Linked DNA regions of Homo sapiens: region 2 is linked to region 1. Evidence: chromatin loops called from intact Hi-C (ENCODE). Cell type or tissue: A673. All regions are shown on one strand. Links, peaks and the distances in the headings refer to the core of each region. The heading gives the core; the rest is flanking DNA. Region 1 overlaps ATF2 (activating transcription factor 2). Region 2 overlaps EVX2 (even-skipped homeobox 2).

Evidence for each region. Hi-C counts contacts between places; a loop is a spot of excess contacts. Peaks named below come from ENCODE experiments on the same cell type or tissue, not always from the same donor. Only the 100,000 strongest peaks of a DNase experiment are listed, where the experiment ranks them.
Region 2: a loop joins it to region 1, with 6 times the contacts of the local background. A loop is called at or near these places in 6 of 110 quality-filtered maps.

Annotation. Positions count from the first base shown.
Region 1 is chr2:175,109,904-175,112,811 of GRCh38, reverse strand. ATF2 (activating transcription factor 2) reads left to right here. Exons shown (of 14, transcript NM_001880.4): 10 at 1,158-1,244. Among named protein-coding and RNA genes, the nearest start is that of MIR933, 56 kb to the left of the region's middle. In A673, for the core only: CTCF peaks have their summits at 1,305 and 1,509; a DNase peak (open chromatin) is centred at 1,501; H3K27ac peaks cover 415 bases.
Region 2 is chr2:176,078,763-176,081,670 of GRCh38, reverse strand. It overlaps EVX2 (even-skipped homeobox 2), which reads left to right. Exons shown (of 3, transcript NM_001080458.2): 3 at 833-2,908. The coding sequence ends at 1,564. Among named protein-coding and RNA genes, the nearest start is that of EVX2, 3.7 kb to the left of the region's middle. RefSeq lists an enhancer at 2,115-2,756. In A673, for the core only: a CTCF peak has its summit at 1,653 (motif pointing right); DNase peaks (open chromatin) are centred at 470, 980, 1,270 and 1,600; H3K4me3 peaks cover 2,134 bases; H3K27me3 peaks cover 1,877 bases.

The DNA.
Region 1 (2,908 bases), core at 235-2,734:
GGAGTTCAAGACCAGGCTGGGCAACATGGCAAAACCCCATCTCTACAAAAAATAAACACAAATTAGCCAGTTGTGATGGAAGCACCTGTAGTCTCAGCTACTCAGAAGGCTGAGGTGGGAGGATCACTTGAGCCTGGAGGTTGAGACTGTAGTTAGCCGAGATTGCACCACTGCATTCCAGGCTGGGCAACAAAGTAAGACCTTGTCTCAAAAATAATAAAAAATAAAACTTATTTTTAAAAGCTTACTTATAGTAACATTCCAACACTTTCGGTGAGATTACCCCCAAGAATATTACTAGGATTAATGTTTGATATTTATATCTTTTTTTAATTAACTAATTCTTCCACGTGATCTTTCAAACTATCCAAAATTAGCATTGATTGACGTAATTTCAAGATAATGTGCCTTCTTTAAAAAGAACTTTGTTCAAAATGCATTATTTGAGAGACTTTGTAAGGACTCAGATATAAGGTATCTGCTTCCTCTTTACTGAGAATATTTTTTTGAGGAGGGAAACATTCTTGCCTTGTTTTTGAGATTCTGATTATCCTGTTACATGTACCTAGTGATGAAAGCAACCGGAAATGAAAGAAAAGATATGCTTTATTTATACAGTAACTGTGTTCACTCAGTGTTAGGTTTAAGAAAAAAAAGGAAAAAACCAAAATGGTAAAACCTGTTACAGATTATTTCAGAAATTATTACAGTGTGTTATTTGTTATTATGTGGTATGTATAAGAAAATTCATTGTATATATTTTTAGAAAAGCAAAATTCATTGTTGAAATTATTTTTTATGCCTAAGTGTCACAAGTTTTGACATTCTTCCTTTCATATTCAAAATGGAAGTTTGACAGATCTTTGAGAATTTTTGCATTAATCACTTTGAATATTATGAATTTCTAACAGGGACCATTAAGAAAGAAATTGTAGAAACTGAAAATTAGGAAAGCACACGTCTCAGAAATTGACAACTTTTGAAGGATAAGTCAGGATATAAGACCAAATAAGGATTTGGTATAGAGATAAAATCAGCTGGTGATAAATTTACAATGTTCTGATTCTTAAAGTCTCAAATTATTACAACAGCAGTAAAGTACAAATCTCATTTTGAATATATTCTCTAGCAATTATTTTTCCTTATGTCATGCATAGCTCGTTCGACCAGTCACCATGGTGCCTAGTGTTCCAGGAATCCCAGGTCCTTCCTCTCCCCAACCAGTACAGTCAGAAGCAAAAATGGTAAGCCAGATTTTATTTGTTCTGTACATTGCTTGAGGCTGTTTTGAATTAATGTTTTCACTAAAGCCTGCTTCAAATGCACAATTTAGATCACATTTTTATAAAGTTACGGACTGTTTTATACTATAGATAAACCACAAAATTTGAAAAAAGAAATCTTCCTTTAGCATAGTGAGTAGTTAGTGATACTTTAAAATTAGTGGCAGATTAGAAGTTCTGTTTCTTGTCACTTGTTGTTTGTCTGGCTTTTTCTTGTGGCTTTTTCTCCTCCTAGTGGAAAATAGGAGTATTACATCTGAAACTAGATGTGATCATCTGAAGGCAGTGCTGCTAATAATGATGAGTGGTTTTAACAGTATTAAAAAGAATTCTGAAATAGTGTACAAGTTAGCAAACATGATAAAACCATTTTTTTCTGTTGTGCTGTTTGGATGCTATTAAATTAATGTTTAGATGTGTATTTTAATTTTAATTTTAATCCTAACTCCACTATTCACTACCTTTAATTAAGCAACTGTAACTTTCCTGAGATTGCATTTCCTCATCTGTAAAATAAAAAGATTAAGCTTTGGTTTCTGGGGTACTTCTTAACCCTAAATCCTATAAACGTTCTAATTTTCTTAGTAGAAGATCTGACGATTCTATTTTTAAAGAAAATCAGGGCCGGGCGCAGTGGCTCACACCTGTAATCCCAAGCACTTTGGGAGGCTGAGGTGAGCAGATCACCTAAGGTCAGGAGTTCGAGAGCAACCTGGCCAACATGGTGAAACCCCATCTCTACTAAAAATACAAAAATTAGCCGAGCGTGGTGGTGCATGCCTGTAATCCTAGCTACTCGGGTGGCTGAGGCACAAGAATTTGCTTGAACCCGGGAGGCCGAGGTTGCAGTGAGCCAGCATCGCACTATTGCACTCCAGCCTGGGTGACAGAGTGAAACTCCATCTCAAAAATAAAATAAAATAAAATAAAAATCAGTGTAATTCTCCTTGCTGTGTTATAATACAATAATGTCAGTTAATTAATAACATCGATTAATTGGGTAGATGTTAACGTTCTATATCATAATAGGGCTAACAACAGCAATTAATTAATGTATCCTTAGGAAATCAATAGATTAGTAGTTATTAGACACCTTCTATTTGCTTCAGTTATTTGCTAGGCACTATACTAAATACAAATTTTTACATGCTAAAACATATTGCAGAGCTGAATTTATTTATTTATTTATTTTTTGAGATGGAGTCTCGCTCTCTCACCCAGGCTGGAGTACAGTGGCACAATCTCAGCTCACTGCAACCTCCGCCTCCTGGGTTCAAGCAATTCTCCTGCCTCAGCCTCCTGAGTAGCTGGGATTACAGGTGTGCACCACCATGCCTGGCTAATTTTTGTATTTTTAGTAGAGACGGGTTTTCACCATGTTGGTCAGACTGGTCTCGAACTCCTGACCTCGTGATCCCCCCTCCCCAGCCTCCCAAAGTGTTGGGATTACAGGCGTGAGCCACCACACCCGGCCTGAAAAATTTTTACTGCTATTCTCCATTAGTGCAGACAATCAGTCAGAAATTTGCACAGGACACCCTGTTTTAGCAATAAAACTTACATATTATCTGAATGAACAGCAGTTGGTTGAAGAGTATAAAAATTAGGTGGTTATTGATTGTTAG
Region 2 (2,908 bases), core at 170-2,669, 970 kb before region 1:
GCGGGGAAAAATGCAACGAAATTGTCCTTATTTATATATAACTTTAGGTTATTAATTTTATTATACGTCTGGGAGAGATAGCCGGGAGGTTAGGCGATTTGGTGAGCCCTTCATGGAGCGTTCGACACTGCAGAAAAAAGAAAAAATCTCCACGGGGTAGGGGAGGAGTGTGGAAGTCTCCCTCTGGTTTGATCGGGCTTTCTTTAATTTAGAGTTGTGACGAATGATGTCTTTATTAGATAGTGTTGGGAGGGGTGGAAACGTCCCCTTCCCCGTTTATGGAGACATTGCTCTACCCACTCATTTAAGGCAAACGATTCCAACAAAATCATCCCTTCAATATCAAAATCGGACCCGTGCCCCTAGGGGCAGGTCCTTGCAGTTCGGAGGGCTCAAGACTTCGCGCGGCGACCTCTCAGAAAAGCTGAGCGGCAGCCTCTCTTCAAAGGCTGCCCAGAATCCCCGTACAAATCCTGGGATTGAGAGACGGGTGCTCAGCGAGACCGGCACTGGTGGGTGGCGGGAGGGAGAGGAAAGGTTGGATTGGGACAAAAAAGTGCAGCAAGAAGTAAGGGAATAAAAGCCTGAGGAGCAGCAGCAGCCGGACGCGGGGGAGAGGACCCTCTTCGTTGAGGACGGTGTGCCCACGGCGGTCCACACACTGCCGTCCACACTTTCCCAGCTGGGAGACCACAGGGTACTCGGGGTTGGGCTTGGTCGGAGAGAAGTAGACCAAGCCATTCAGAGGTCCGGAAGGGGCAGAGGTCCTGGGACAGGAGCTGGGAACACGGGGCGCTCCCTAACCCAGGCTGCGGCGCGTCTCTCCCCGCAGGTGTGGTTCCAGAACCGGCGCATGAAGGACAAGCGGCAGCGCCTGGCCATGTCCTGGCCGCACCCAGCCGACCCCAGCTTCTACACCTACATGATGACGCACGCGGCCGCCACCGGAAGCCTGCCCTACCCCTTCCACTCGCACGTGCCGCTGCACTACTACCCGCACGTGGGCGTCACGGCGGCGGCGGCCGCGGCTGCAGCCTCAGGCGCGGCGGCCGCGGCTTCGTCGCCCTTCGCTACTTCCATCCGGCCACTGGACACCTTCCGCGCCCTCTCGCACCCCTACTCTCGGCCGGAGCTGCTGTGTAGCTTCCGCCACCCTGGTCTCTACCAGGCTCCCGCGGCCGCCGCGGGGCTCAACAGCGCGGCCTCTGCCGCGGCAGCCGCGGCAGCCGCAGCGGCTGCGGCCTCCTCGGCGGCGGCGGCCGGCGCGCCCCCCAGCGGCGGCTCTGCACCCTGCTCGTGCCTCAGTTGCCACAGCAGTCAGTCGGCGGCGGCAGCCGCGGCAGCAGCTGCCGCAGCCCTGGGTTCCCGGGGTGGCGGTGGCGGCGGCGGTGGTGGTGGTGGCGGCGGCGGCGGGGGCGCCGGGGCCGGGGGAGGCTCGGACTTCGGCTGCAGCGCGGCGGCGCCGCGTTCCGAGAGCGGCTTCCTGCCCTACTCGGCCGCGGTGCTTAGTAAGACGGCCGTGAGCCCGCCGGACCAGAGGGACGAGGCTCCGCTCACCAGATAACTACGTCGCCACCGCCAGGGGGCCGCGCCCGCCTCTCTGAGTGTGCCCGGGAGTCCCCTGTGCGCCCCCTGAGCCCTCCGCGCGTTGCCCGCTGCTGCCGCTGCCGCCAGGGGGCGCCCCGGGGCGCGGGAGGCCGAAGGGAACCTGCTCCGAATTGGGGGAGAAGGAGCAGGCGCAAAAGCCTGGCGGGCATCCCCCTAAATTATTTCTATTTTTGTATTTGCCACCCAGCCGTCTGCCCTTCTCTCTCTTTTCTGGCTCCCGGGACCCACTTTCCACCTCTGTCCTGAGCGCTTGGTTTCCCAAAGACCAACCCCTCGCCCCCTAAGCTAGTCCTGGCTGTGCACTCTCAGGTCCGGGTTGCTTGGCTGAACGGCGTGGCCCGAAGCAACGGAGAACCACAACAAAGACAGAGGGGGATGCTGTGCGCTGGTGCTTGGGGGCGGGGGAGGAGTCGCCCCGGAGGTTTCTCGCTGCTGCTGTTTTTCTTCCTTTTCTTTCAACGAGGGTGGGGGAGGTGGCAAACGTTCTTTCAGCCTGAGCTTATTAGGGACCCTGCCCGAAGAGTGCGGGAGAACGGAGGTCTGATAAGGCCGGGAGGACGGATGGAGAGCGTGGGCAGCGGTGGTTGTTTGTGAGATTGTTTACTACGTTCAGGAGCAAGGCGGGTAGGGATGTGGCCGCCTTCCCCGGGAAGGACAAAGCCGAGGTGCTGGAAGGGGTGGCCGTTGCGCCGCCTCCTTTTCGGTCCAACACCTTTCTCTCTTTTGGTCTTTGGTTTCAGTGCTGATGGAATGGAAGCATCTTGCATATTTTATGCAAAAAGTGATGGCAAAAGAGGTTGCCACGGCCAGGGAAGGGAAAGGAAGGGAGTTGGGGTAGGGGTAAGACTGATAGATCGCTGTAGTATTTGGAGAGGCGTTTTCAGCTCAGTTTTCCAACTACCGGGTTCCACTCGATCTGGGAAATACTTGAATCTCTAGATATATTAATATTATCCTAAAGCATTTCCTTAGACACTTTTCTAAGTTAGAACTCTCTATGTCCCTCGTCCCCTTCTCTCCTCGCTTTCCTTTTCCTCGGGTGAAATGGTTCTTGGCATATTTCTCACGCATGTCTATTGCGCCTTCGCCTCTGCAAAGCCACCGCTGGGTTGCTGAGACCCGCTCTGCCAACCCGGCTACTGGAGGGGTTTCCTTGAACTTGAAGAAAGGTACATCAAAACCCACTAGTGTTAACTGCCACGTCAAGTTTGATGCTAATAATGTGCAGATTATGACGAAAATTGCCAATCATGCTCTCTGATGGACCTCCTTTGAATGTGGAATTGGAGAAAAGTTCCCC